Regions from separate parts of the Homo sapiens genome. Here region 1 is linked to region 2. The links are chromatin contacts, found by Hi-C or POLR2A ChIA-PET in ENCODE. All regions are on one chromosome and are shown on one strand. Each heading gives the region's core, a stretch centred on a gene start or an enhancer-like site at or near the end of the contact. The rest is flanking DNA. Distances are from core to core; before and after follow the strand shown.

Region 1 (7,027 bases), core at 1,553-4,052, 890 kb before region 2:
GATGCACCCCCAGGAGCTGTTCAGTTAATGTCATAGCAGGTTCAGGGAATGGGCTTAAACCCCAAGATATCCTACACCATTTTGTACACAGCAGGTTCTGTAGGGAGAAAACCAACAAGGTCTTCCCGGAGGGAATGGGCTTAAACCACAAGATATCCTATACCATTTTGTAAGCCTCCCTGTGATCATTTCCCATCCAAGTACTAACCAGGCCAGACCCTGCTTAGCTTCTGAGATCAGACGAGATTGGGCGTGTTCAGGGTGGTATGTGAAAGATTCTCCCCGGGGCCTGAAAGTTTGGGGGGATGAATAACTCCTCCCTTCTCAGGCCCAGTCCCAAGGCACAAGACCACTTGTGCTAGCAGCGTGTGTCAGCAAGATAGCAGAAGCAGGAAGAGAGCTGGCCAGGAGACACGTACCCCTGAAGATCAAGAGAGAGGCCATCTGGGTACCATGTAGCAGTTACATCAGACTGGGACACTTCCTGTTTACAGGAGACTATAAAACCCCTGCCCCGTCCTCACCTGGGGCTGACGCCATTTTAGGCCTCAGCCCATCTGCACCCAGGTGCTCATTAAAACAGCGTGTTGCTCCACACTGCCTTGTGTTCTTTGCTGGCAAGCTCTCGGGGTTCGAACCAACACAAGAGCCTTACAGTATGGCCGCAGATGTCTCCCAACATTTCACAGAACCTGGTCAGAATAAAACATTCCATGGGGGTTCAGGTCATAAAAAAATACTGCCTAACCACCTAACCACAGGAACATCTCTATTACATCCTGCTGGATGAAGGGCCCAAGGAACATCTTCAACATCCTGCAGGGGAGCAAGCTATACTGCCCCTTCTCCCCCGGTCCAGACCCATAACTGACAGAGCAGGAGCACTGCCATCTTGAACAAATACCACCATTCTAAGTTCCCCCTTCATTAAAAGCCGCCTAAATCCAGCCCCAAAACATCAGCCTAATGGCTAATGTCAGCATAACCAGAAATATTCCAACCCTAAGATAAACCCCTCTGACCAGAAACATGCCAACCCCGAGACAGCCTCCCTTCCGACCAGAGACATTCCAACCCCGCAATAAACTTTCCCTCACACAGAAACATTCGGAACCTACGATAAGACCCCTTCCAAAACCCTTAAATATCCTTAGTCTGTAACAGAAGTTAGTCTGAGCTAACTCGGCCAGAAGCCCCTCTCAAGTTTATTTTCTAAAATAAACCTGTCCTTGTTGACTGCCCAGCCACCCTTCGTGTTGCTTTCCTCTTCCTTATAGTAAATGTCCCAGTCTGTAAGTGGGACTCGTGCTCTGAGACTAAGCTGGTCCCCCCTCCACAGGTTTGTGCTGGCAATAAACCTGTGTTGCTGTTAAGCTGCCAACTCTTTAACCCTCACCTTCCCTTCAAAACCTAACAAAGATGAATGAGGCATGAACATGAAGACAGAGGGTCAAACCCAAAGAGCAGATTCCGTGAGAAGTCTCCCTATTGACAAGGGTTACTAAGGATGGGGTCTTCTCTGGACCCCCTAGTCTTAGACTTAGTCCACCACATCCAGAAGCCCTTGAAATAAGATTGCAGTGCTTCTGGCATAGCCAAAGACATAGACTTCTCTAAAAATCAGTGCCTAGCTCTCCCCAGGCTGGGCCCTAATTTTTAGTCCAAGCTGTATTATTTTGTAAATCTTCCTGCCATTTCATAGACCCTGGTCACAGTGAAACATTCTGCAGGGGTTTGGGCTGTAAGTAACATCCTCCCCAACTGTCTGACTTCTTTATCACATCTTGTTGGGACAAAGGTTTAAGAAATATTTTTATTAACATCCTCTTGGGCAGTAAGTCCTACCATTCCAGACCCCTCATCCAGGCCTATAATGATTCCAGCCTGTAAGTGCTAGTGGGGCTTTGGCATTAAGTTGGTCCCCACCTCTGTAGGTTGTGTTAATAAACCTGTGTTGTAGAGTGGTCAACTCTCTTGTCTTTAACCCTCGTCTTTTTTCAAAAACCTAACACTCATGTGTCCTCTCCCTCACCTTCTCCTGGCATCCCTTGCCACTGTCCCTCTGTCCCTCTTTCCCCTCCTTAACCCAAAGGGAAATCTCTCCCAAAGGTAAAAGTCTCCCAGGGGTTAAGAGGGAGCTTGAGGCACCAGAAAGAGCTATAGTCACAGCCACCTGTGAAAGCCATCTCTGAGGTCCCTTCCTGTCACAACAGCTGGGCTCCTGACTCAGACCAAGACAGCTTTTGTTTCTTTTCCTTTCTAGCCCCCCACTTCCCACCCACCTTTCTGCTTTCTCATATGGGCTCATTATGGTTTATAGGGCTGGGGAACGTTGCCTCTTCTGCCCTCCATTTCTCCCATCTCCCTTCTTTCCCCTCCACTTTTTCTGAGTCCACTTCTCTTCCCTTCTTCTTCCTTCCCTCTGGGACGCTGCACAGTTCCTTCCACCCGGCACGGCCTGGGACTCTAGACTCCCTCTGAAGGCACGGAAGTATTTCCTTCCCTCCCTCCGACCCGATCTTTCTGCCCTTGATTCAAAACAATCTGAGGTCCCTAGGCCCTTCCCTTTCCGCCTCTGCGCTCCCCATGGGGTCCGGTGTAGTTTTCCCGCCCCTTCCCTGCAGCTCCCGAGACCACCCGGACACAACGGAGCCATCCAGCGCCCTCAGAGGCCCTGGGCACACGGGCAGATGGTCACCGCCTCCTAAGGGAGCAGCGCGCGCCCGTTGCTCGCTGCCCGTTGGTTGTTGCTGGTAGCTCCGGAGGGCGGGGTTGGCGAGGAAAGTGAGTCCGTATGTCCCCAGCATGCTCCGCGCGGGGGCGGGGCTCTAAGGGGGCAGGCGAAGGCGGAACTGGCGTGGTCAAACCAACCTATCAGCCTCCAGCATGCTCCGTGTGGGAGCGGGGTTCCCGGGGGCGGGGCTTGGTTTGTGTGCCCTTCCGGCGTTTCGCCCCTGCGTTCTCTGAGATGCTCCCACGCAGATGTATGGGCCTAATTCGCTAATATCCACTCTATATCCTGTTCCATCCTCTTGTAATGGGCGTTTGGAGTGTTGCCAATTTTTTGCTGTTATAATGATTGTAATAGCATATTAAAAAACTTGAACATAGTTTGATTGTAATAACATTAAATATAGCATCTTAAACATACAGTTTGAGCGTGCCAACCTGATGGGTGTGGAATGTAATATTCATTATAACTTTGATTTTCATTTCCCTACTTTGAGTAAGTTTGAACTTCTCTTTATGTAATTATTGACTACTCTGTTTTCATGTTCTGAGAATTGCCTGTTTGTATTTTATGCCCATTTTTCTATTGGGTTGTGGTTTTTATTGATTGGTAGTTCTTTATAATTTTATGGATACCAGTCTTTTACTAGTTCAGCGCATTAATTGCAAATATTTGCTCCCACTCTGTGGCTTGCTTCCTTTCCACCCCTAATTCCTAGGGTGTCTTTTTGAAGCACAAATCTAAAATTGTAACACAGGCGACTATCAATCTTTTCCTCTATGATTTGAGCATTTTGTGTTTTGCTTAAAAACTCAGCCCTTGTCCCAAGGTCATAGAGATATTCTCCCGTATTTTCTACTGATCCATCCCCCATATTTAGGTCTTTGGTCCATCTGTATTAATGTTTATGTGTAATATGAGATAGGGATCCTACTTTATCTGTATTGTGTTAACCAAAAAATGACTGAGACAGGTGTCTCAATCAATAAAGGTTAATTTAGCCAAAGTTTGAGGACATGCCTGGGAAAAACACAAGTCTCAGTTCCTAATATTAACCGCTTGCATTTAGTAGAAATGACCTTCAAGGTTCTCTGTAGCAGAGATGTGGTTGAAAAAGGAAAGGAAGACATAGGGTTTGTAGATGGCCATAGCTTCACGGAAGAGCGAAAGAAGGGCAGGATATGTGGTTCTCTCCCTATGGAAAACCATAGAGGCCAAAAGCTTCCCTGCCCAAACTTCAGCCCCAAAGACTCAGATAATAGCCTTAACCAGAGCCCTGGCATGAAGAAAGGACAAGGCCTTGACTGTTTATACAGACTTGAGATATGTGCTCACTGTGATCCATGCCCATGGTGCAATCGGGTACGAAAGGGGACTTCTGAATGCCAATAACAAATAAATCAAATATGAAACATAAATATTGGCACTACTGCACAGTGGAAATGACTAGACAGATTGTGGGGGTCATCTAATGGGGGACTTTGAACTAATGAAGGGGAGCAACCTGGCACACACAGGGAGGGAAAGTCCCTGCTTCCTTCAGTACCTCTTTATGAATATAAACCAATAAACCAAGACACTCCCCTGGGGAATTACAGGAAGCCATGCGAGAGGGAGAGCATCAGAGTTCCCTCTCAGAGGGATGGGCCCTAAATAAGAGAGGCAGGATTTGGGTGCCCAGAAATCTGAGTTGGGCTATTATAAAGCCTGCCCATGATCTCTCAATCTATGGCAAGAAGACTATGCACACCTAGCTCCTCAGGATAATAAGGACCCCAAAAGCAAAGAAAATGATGGATAAAGTGGCTGACCAATGTGTCTATTGTCAGAGAAACAATGCTCAAAACAGACCTCCCATATCTCCCTTGGCCAAGGTGGTACAATTCAGGGGAACCATGTGAGGGGAGGACTAGCAAATTGACTCCAGTGTTATGCCTATGTCTTCTAGAGGATTTAAATATCTCCTGGTGCTTTTCTGATGCCTTTGCTGGTTGGATAGAGGCTTTTCCATGCTGGACTGAAAAGGCAGAAGCCATGAAGTCTTTACTAAAGGAATTTATCCCTCCATTCAGTCTCCCTAAGTCAGTCCAGAGTGCTAATGGACCCGCATTCATTTCTAACATAGTAGTAAAAACTTCCCAGGCCTTGGTCATACAGTGGAAGTGGCATGTAGCCTGGAGACCAAACTCCTTGGGAAAGACTGAAAGGTCCCATAGAACTCTCAAAGGTATCCTAGCCAAGTTATGCCAGGAGGCCCAAGATAATTGGTTAAAGCTGTTACCCATAGCCTTGGTCCAAGTATGGGTAGCACTCAGAGAAAGAATGAGACTTAGCTCCTTTGAAATGCTATATGGGGCTGGGCACAGTGGCTCATGCCTGTAATCCCAGCACTTTGGGTGGCTGAGGCAGGTGGATCACTTGAGGTCAGGAGTTTGAGACCAGCCTGGCCACATGGTGAAACACCATGTCTACTAAAAATACAAAAAATTAGCCGGGTGTGGCAGCATGTGCCTGTAATCCCAGCTACTCAGCAGGCTAAAGCATGAGAATCGCTTGAACCTGGGAGGCAGGGGTTGCAGTGAGCCGAGATCACGCCACTGCACTCCAGCCTGGGCGACAGAGCAAGACTCTGTCTCAAAAAAAAAAAAGAGAAAGAAATATTATATGGGGCCGGGTATGGTGACTCACACCTGTATTCCCAGCACTTTGAGAGGCCCACTGGTGAAGAGGATCACTTAAGCCCAGGAGATCGAGACCAGCCTGGGCAACAGAACAAGACTCTGTCTCAAAAAAGGAAAAAAGAAAGAAAGGAAAGGGAAGGGAAGGGGAGGGGAGGGAAGGCGAGGGGAGGGAAGGTAAGATTATATGGGGCCGGGCGTGGTGACTCACACCTGTATTCCCAGCACTTTGAGAGGCCCACCCGTGAAGAGGATCACTTAAGCCCAGGAGTTCGAGACCAGCCTGAGCAACATAGTGAGACTTCCTCCCTATTTAAAAAATAATAATAAAAACCAGGCGTGGTGGTGCGCACCTGTAATCTCAGCTACTTGAGAGGCTGAAGGAGGAACACTGCTTGAATTCAGGGAGGTCAAGGCTGCAGTGAGCTGTGATGACGCCACTGCACTCCAGCCTGGACAACAGACCCAGTCTCCAAAAAAAAAAAGAAATGTTAATATGTAAGGCCTTATCCAGGCGTGGCCAGCCCCTTCTCTTGCCCAGATGAGGAGATAGAAAGGGTGATGAAGCATATTATGTTATTCATCTGGAGTCATTTGTTGCTATTCTCAACCACCTCAGCAACCCCAGCCTCCTGGTCCCCTCTGGGGTAAAACTTCATCTGTACAACCCAGGAGACTGGGTATACCTCAGGACCCAGAAGGCTGAGTACTCCCAGGACCAGCTCAGCCCGCTATGGATGGGGCCCAACCTAACACTTTTAACCACTCATTCTTCTCTTAAACTCCAAGAAGTAACCCCTTGGATCCATCACTCAAGAGTGAAGAGGCCAGGCATGGTGGCTCACGCCTGTAATCCCAGCACTTTGGGAGGCAGATGGGGGAGGATCACTTGAGGCCAGGAATTTAAGACCAGCCTGGGCAACATGGTGAGACCTTGTCTCTACAAAAAGTAAAAGAATTAGCCAGGCACCGCTAATTGGTGGTGCACGGAGGCTGGGGCGGGAAGATCCCATGAGCTTAGGCGTTTGAGGCTGCAGTGAGCTATGATTGAACCCCTGCACTCCAGCCTGAGTGACATAGAGAGACTCTGTCTCAAAAAAAAAAAAAAAAAGAGTGAAAGCCCAGGAGCCCCCAGAAGATGCCTCCCCAGCATACATTTGTGAACCCATCTCAGACCTCAAATTGGTTTTTAGAAGAAAAGGCTCAGATAAGTCAAGTGTGCCCCTTGCCATTCTCTTGCCATAGTAGGCATCTTCTTTATCCCTGCAGGAACCCTCATGCTGTTGCCCTTTTACACTGTGGAGATGCTTAGGTGGTGGCAAATCCCTTCATAAAACACCTAAAAATGGCCCCTATGCTTTTTGGCCTTTTTTTTTTTTTTTTTTTTTTTGAGATTGAGTCTCACTCTTGTCGCCCAGGCTGGAGTGCAGTGGCGCAATCTCGGCTCACTACAACCTCTGCCTCCCAGGTTCAAGTGATTCTCCTGCCTCAGTCTCCCAAGTAGCTGGGTCTACAGATGTGCGCCACCATGCCCAGCTAATTTTTTTATTTTTAGTAGAGACGGGGTTTCACCGTGCTGGCCAGGCTGGTCTCGAACTCCTGACCTTTTGATCCGCCC
Region 2 (6,456 bases), core at 3,957-6,456:
GCCAAAATGGTGAAACCCTGTCTCTACTAAAATTACAAAAATTAACTGGGTGTGGTGGTGCGCACCTGCAGTCACAGCTACTAGGGAGGCTGAGGCAGGGGAATCACTTGAACCCGGGAGGTGGAGGTTGCAGTGAGCCAAGATTGTGCCACTGCACTCCAGCCTGGTGACAGAGTGAGACTCCATCTCAAAAAAAAAAAAAAAAAAAGAAAAGAAAAGAAAAAGAAAAGAAAAAAAGACTGGGTGTGGTGGCTCACGTCTGTAATCCCAGCATTTTGGGAGGCCAAGGCAGGTGGATCACCTGAGGTCAGAAATTCCAGACCAGCCTGGCCAACATGGTGAAACCCCGTCTCTACTAAAAATCCAAAAAATATATAGGTACTCCGGAGGCTGAGACAGGAGAATCACTTGAACCCGGGAGGCGGAGGTTGCGGTGAGCTGAGATTGCGCCACTGCACTCCAGTCTGGGTGACAGAGTGCGACTCCATCTCAAAAAAAAAAAAAAAATGTTTACTTTCCCATTCCTGAGTTACTTCTCTTAGAATAATGGTCTCCAACTCCATCCAGGTTGCTGCAATGCCATTATTTCATTCCTTTTTATGGCTGAGTAGTATTCTGTGGTATATATATTATATTTTCTTTATCCACTCATTGATTGATGGACATTTGGGCTGGTTCCATATTTTTGCAACTGCGAATTGCAGGAGCACCATGATTGACTTAGTCCAGTCAGGACCTACCTAGATGGGAAGAAGAACAGGGTCTTCCAAGGCAGTGGCCAATGTGTAGAGTTGGATACCTGGGCAAATTCAGTTTCATTAAAAAGAGGGGGAGGCAAACGAATATTGAGGTGACAACTGTATTAGTCAGTGTTCTCCAGAGAAACAGAACCAACAAGATGTACATATATACACACATATAAATATATGCACACTTATATATGTATGCATCTATACATATATAAGGAGATTTATTACAAGAACTTGGCTTATACAATTATGCAAGCTGAGAAGTCCCAGGATTTGCAGTCAGCAAACTGGAGGCCCAGGAGGGCTGATAGTGCAGTTTTAGTCTGAGTCCGAAGGCCCGAGGCCCAGGAAGAGCAGAGGTTTCAATTTGAGTCAGAAGGTGGGAAAAGATGTCGCAGCTCAAACAGTCAGGCAGGAGGAGTTTCCTCTTGTTCTGCCTTTTTTTGTTCCATTCAGATCTTCAATTGATTGAATGAGGCTTACCTACATCAGAGACAGCAATCTGCTTTACTCAGTCGATGGATTCAAACATTAATCTTATCTACAAACACCCTCACAGTCACGCCCAGAATAACCTTTGAGCAAATGTTTGAGCACCCCTGGTCCAAGCAAGTTGACAGATAAAATTCACCATCGCAGCAACAAGGAGTATCTGCTGCATAGGGCATGCAACACAACATTAATCAAGATTTCTCTGTATAGTAAGAGGCTCAAGAGTGCCTCGGCCTGAATCTAGCCTCTCTTACTTTCCAGCTGCATGTCTTGGTTAAGCTGTTTTTTTTTTCTCTCTTTTTTTTTTTTTGAGACGGAGTCTAGTTCTTTTGCCCAGACTGGAGTGCAGTGGTGCAAGCTTGGCTCACTGCAACCTCTGCCTCCCGGGTTCACACAATTCTCCTGCCTCAGCCTCTCGAGTAGCTGGGATTACAGGCACACACCACCAGGCCCGGCTAATTTTTTTTTGTATTTTTAGTAGAGACAGGGTTTCACTATGTTGGCCAGACTGGTCTCGAACTCCTGACCTCATGATCCGCCTGCCTCGGCCTCCCAAAGTGCTGGGATTACAGGTGTGAACCACCACGCCTGTGTTGGCCAGGCTGGTCTCGAACTCCTGACCTCAGGCGATCCACCCGCCTCGGCCTCCCAAAGTGCTGGGATTACAGGTGTGAGCCACCGCGTCCGGCCTAGCCTGGACTTTCTTAGCATTTTTCATTTACGCTGATCACAGAGCTGACCTTTCCCAGCTGAGGGCGCTGAAGAAACATTGCTGGAGAAAGAGGCTTCTCTTAACTGGTTCCAGCTGCTGCACCACTGGTCAGCGCTAAGGGTGTGAGGTGTCATAGGCCAGGTAATGGGATTCTCAGACACTGGGGGAGGCTTTGGGACCCAGGTAAATTTTCCTATTCTGGCCACAGGGAGAGTGCAACTCTTCCCAAGCTGATCTTAGGTGATGGTGCCCCTAGTGGTGAGTGTTCCAACTGCAGCAGGGTGCAATCCCTGGTCCCATGGAATTCAGGGTTCCAATGTCACCTGCTCAGTGGGGCCTCCCTCAACCACTCTGTTTCATAATAAAATCCCCATCTGTCTGGGCCCTCCCTGTCTCCCCTGCCTACTTTGTTTTCCTCCAGAACTTTCCAACATACTCTATTATTTGCTTATTTTATTGTCTGCTTCCTAAGCTCCACGAGGGCAGAGCTTTTTGCCTGTCTCGTTCACTTAGAAGTATCTAGCACAGTCACCTGGCACACAGTAGGTGTTCATAAATATCTGTTGACCTGAGTTGCATGCAGGTCAACCATGCCCTCCTGCCAGTTGCAACTGCACCAAACACCATGGAGTCCTTTATCTTGGAGGAAAAGCTCCAGGTTTTCAAGGACCAGCACAGGTCAACTTCCCAGACTTTGTGCTTGGCAGGAAAAGGAAAAATGTGGGTTTTGAAAAATGATTCCCTAGAGTGAGGCTTAGGCACCCTACCACCTTCCTAAAGTACCCCAGTTAACTTAGGGGTGAAGCCAAGGAGAGGAACTAATGGATCAATCACTTTGGTCCTCAGGTCAGAATCCTGGCGGCCACACACTTGTTAAACAAACAGGGATGAAACCCCCTCCAGGCTTGGCTTTGTCAATGACATAAGGCTCATAGGGTTAGCGTGGGGTGGAAGGAGGGTCAATAAGATCATGTGAGCAAAACCCAAAGCCCTTAGCGCAGTGCCTGCCACATAGTAGGTGCGCAATATATGATTATTTTTGCTGCCAAGCAACCATTTCCCATTCTCCTGGGGGACTTGCTGGAGATTGTGGAGCAGGGGTTTGTGATTGAGACACCTCTCCCCAAGCCAATGGGCAGGCTTGTGTCCCAGGTCAGGACAATCAGGCACTCCCTCCATAGGATGAAAACCTTAAACGAATGGCATTCTCTTTACCAGAGCAGCAGTGCCCTAACCACACTGTCCTTGCCAGGCAAATATTCCCAAGATTCCCCTTTCTGGCCTTCCAGAGCCACCTTGATTTCATCCCATTTCCCAGTTCTCCAGGCTCCCATGGGCTCTGGGATCACATATTATCTTCCCAGTTTATTTCCTTTTGCCTGAGGAAGCCAAAGTCAGCTTCTGTGGCTTACGGCCAGAGACCCCTGACACTGACCAATGGAAAAAAGGGGGCTCTGGATCCACTGCTGCACGGAGAGGCACTCTAAGCTGCCCTCTAGTCCTTCTGAAGGAAGGCCTGAATACTGGGGGACCCTAAAAGGCATTGCAAATCCTTAACATCACCATCAAAGTCATACAGGGTTTTGGCCCTGCACCTCTCTGGCCAACATCCCACCACCGTCCCCATTGTTCACACCACTCCAGCCCCACAGGCATCTGTGCTATTTGTCACTGTTTGACTGGACACACTCCCTCCTCAGGGACTTTGCATTTGCTGTTCCCTTGACTCAACTGCTCTTCCTCCAGAAATCCCCATGGCCTACTCCTTTTCCTCTTTGCTTAAATGTCACCTGCTCAGTGGGGCCTCCCTCAACCACCCTACTTCAGAATACGATCCCCAGGGGTCTGGGCCCTCCCTGTCCCCCTTGCCTACTTAATTTTTCTCCAGAACTTTCCAGCATGGTCTGTCCTTTTCTTACATATTTTGTTGTCCGCCTCCTAAACTCCATGAGGGCAGAGTTCATTGTCTGTCTTGCTCACTTAGAAATCTCTAGCACAGTCACTTGGCACAGAGTAGGTGCTCAATAAATATTGACCTGAGTTGCATTCTGGGTGGATACAGTTAGGGACTTGGGGTGACCAGGGGCTCTTGATGGAACAAGGCTTTTCCCACAGAGCCCACTGCTTGCTCAGCCCCAGAGATCCTGGCTGACAAGTGCCTCCTTTTGGGGCCAGACTCCTGGGAAAACCCCACTCCTCCAGTGACCTGCATGTCGGGGAGGGAGCCACTTAAGTCCCGGCCTCTCCTGAATGGATAACCAGTGTATCTTGGAAGACTCTTTTTTTTTTTTTTTTTTTTGAGATGGAGTTTCACTTTTGTTGCCCAGGCTGGAGTGTGGTGGCACAATCTTGGCTCACTGACACCTCTGCCTCCAGGGTTCAAGCAATTCTCATGCCTCAGCCTCCTGAGTAGCTGGGATTACAGGAGCACGCCACCATGCCTGGCTAATTTTTGTATTTGTATTTTTTTTATTTTTTGAGACGGAGTCTCACTCTGTCGCTCAGGCTGGAGTGCAATGGCGCCATGTTGGATCACTGTAACCTCTGCTTCCCGGGTTCAAGAGATTCTCCTGCCTTAGCCTCCCCAGTAGCTGGGATTACAGGCAGCTCGCCATCATGTCCGGCTAATTTTTGTATTTTCGTAGAGACGGGGTTTCACTATGTTGGCCAGGCTGGTCTCGAACTCCTGACCTCAAGTGATCTGCCCGCCTCGGCCTCCCAAAGTGTTGGGATTACAGGCGTGAGCCACCGCGACCGGCTGGAAGACCCTCAATAATAATAATTAATAATAATAACAGTAACAGTGGCAAGCATTTATGCTCGCTGGCCTTTCCCCCTGGGTCTGTATTAAGGGCTTCACATCCAATATCTCACTTAAGGCTCAGATCGTTCTGAGACCCATTATGCCCATTTTATACCACATTATACCCATTTTAAAGATGAGAAAACTGAGGCTTGGAGAATATCGGTAGTAGCCCCACCATTTCCTGTGACTTCCTGGAGCCTGGCCCACAGAGGAGGGTTCAGGACGGACGCTTTCCTTCCCCGCCCTAGGGAAGAGGGAGGGACGCGGGCGCTGGCGTGGAGGTTGGGGGAGCCTGAGAGGCTCGGGCGCTGGGTGCGCGGGAGGGAGCGTGCGTGCTTGGCGCGAAGGCTCCTGGCGCAGGCGACCCGGCTGCCCCGCCGAGCGGTGGCTTTCCGGAGGGGTGGGGCGGCCGCCTCGGGTCCTGACGTCGGGCGCCCTCCGGCCGTCACTCAGCGCTCGGCCCCGCCCCGCCGCGGCTGCAGCAGCAGCGCCGCGGCCGGAGGAGCTACCGCCGCCACCGCCGCCACCGCCTCCTGGGACTCGGAACGCAGCGCTCGGAGCCATGGCCTCGGCCCCCGCGGGTAAGAGGCCGCTGGACACGAGGGCGGCGGGAGGGCAGCGCCCGGCCCCCGCACCCTCTCTCGGCTGACCCGCGGCTCTCGTTTCTTGTCCCACAGAGGCGGAGACCCGACAGAGGCTGCTACGCACCGTCAAGAAGGAGGTGGGTGCCGGGGTGGGGGCACTGGGCAGGACTCCCCCGGCAGCAGCGGCCAAACGGGAAAAGAGTCTTCGTGGAAGGGTGGCCTCTGGCGGCGGGGGGGCGGCCAGAACAGGTGTGGGGCTCACCTGGGTGGGCATTGACCTCCCGCAGGGCAGGAGGCGCAGCGAGGGAGTTTGGGGGTGGGCGTAGGTGTGGGGAGGCTTTGGCCCATTTGAGGCTTTTTGCGGGGGCGGATGTAGCGTGAGGGCCCTCCAGGTGTGGGGCACACCTGGATGTATCCCGATAGGACCTCCTCTTGTGGAGGAGCAGGTGGGCGCGGCTCAGGAAGGGGACCTTCCAAGAGAGAGAAGCTGCTAGGGGGACGCCCCCCACAGGGTGTGCTGGAGGAGGGGCTCTGAATGGGGCTGCCGAAGGTGGGGCACGCTTCAGGAAAAGGCAGAAGGAAAATAAAACCTCCCTTCCCAGCCCCCGAATTCTCAGTCCTTGGAGCCACCTCCAAGAGCCAGGGGACTCCCTCCCTGAGAGTCACGGGTCAGTGAGCTGCTCCCCTGGCAGTAGGGGTCCCTTCACTCCCCCCGCCCCACTCCCACCCCACATTCAGAGGGTGAGAATCAGAGAGGTTCTGCCATTCCTCTGCCCCTCCACTCTCCTTGGGGTCAGCGCGTGGAGAGGGGGGCAGTCTAGTCTTTAGGGCTCATGGCCAATGACCTCCCAGAACCCCATAGACAGAATTTATAGTCCTTGGGGTAGCATCTCGATGCCTGGACTGCGTGCTCTGGTGTGTATACCTGCATGGGTGAGGACCTGTGGCTGTGAGTGTGTGCGTATGAGAATGTCTGTGCATCTGTCTGGAGATACCTAAGTGTATCTCTTTGCACTGTGTGTACACGTATCTATGTGTGTCTTTGTATCTGTTTTTGTGAGGGTGGGTCTGTGTGTGTATATTGTGTGGTGCATGAGTCTGTGAATGAGTGAT

The links. A loop is a pair of places that touch in the nucleus more often than their neighbours do. ChIA-PET counts read pairs that join two places held with the same protein, here RNA polymerase II (POLR2A). Pooled maps may share reads with other maps.
Region 1: a loop to region 2 is called in a map of CD4-positive, alpha-beta T cell, with 4 times the contacts of the local background. The contact joins the enhancer-like site here to the promoter of SGSM1 in region 2. A Hi-C loop is called at or near these places in 1 of 168 maps with a recorded cell type or tissue (CD4-positive, alpha-beta T cell) and 3 of 50 pooled maps. POLR2A ChIA-PET finds 5 or more read pairs at or near these places in 1 of 52 experiments (A673).

The regions. Positions count from the first base shown.
Region 1 is chr22:23,911,254-23,918,280 of GRCh38, forward strand. No RefSeq gene overlaps it. Among named protein-coding and RNA genes, the nearest start is that of MIF-AS1, 16 kb to the left of the region's middle. Within about 2 kb of position 2,803, at least 37 of the 41 ENCODE cell types and tissues checked have a DNase peak (open chromatin) inside an H3K27ac peak, as active enhancers do; they include A673 and CD4-positive, alpha-beta T cell, where a contact is called at or near this core.
Region 2 is chr22:24,801,005-24,807,460 of GRCh38, forward strand. SGSM1 (small G protein signaling modulator 1) reads left to right here and starts at 5,207. Exons shown (of 25, transcript NM_001098497.3): 1 at 5,207-5,340; 2 at 5,437-5,480. The coding sequence starts at 5,322. RefSeq lists a silencer at 5,045-5,254.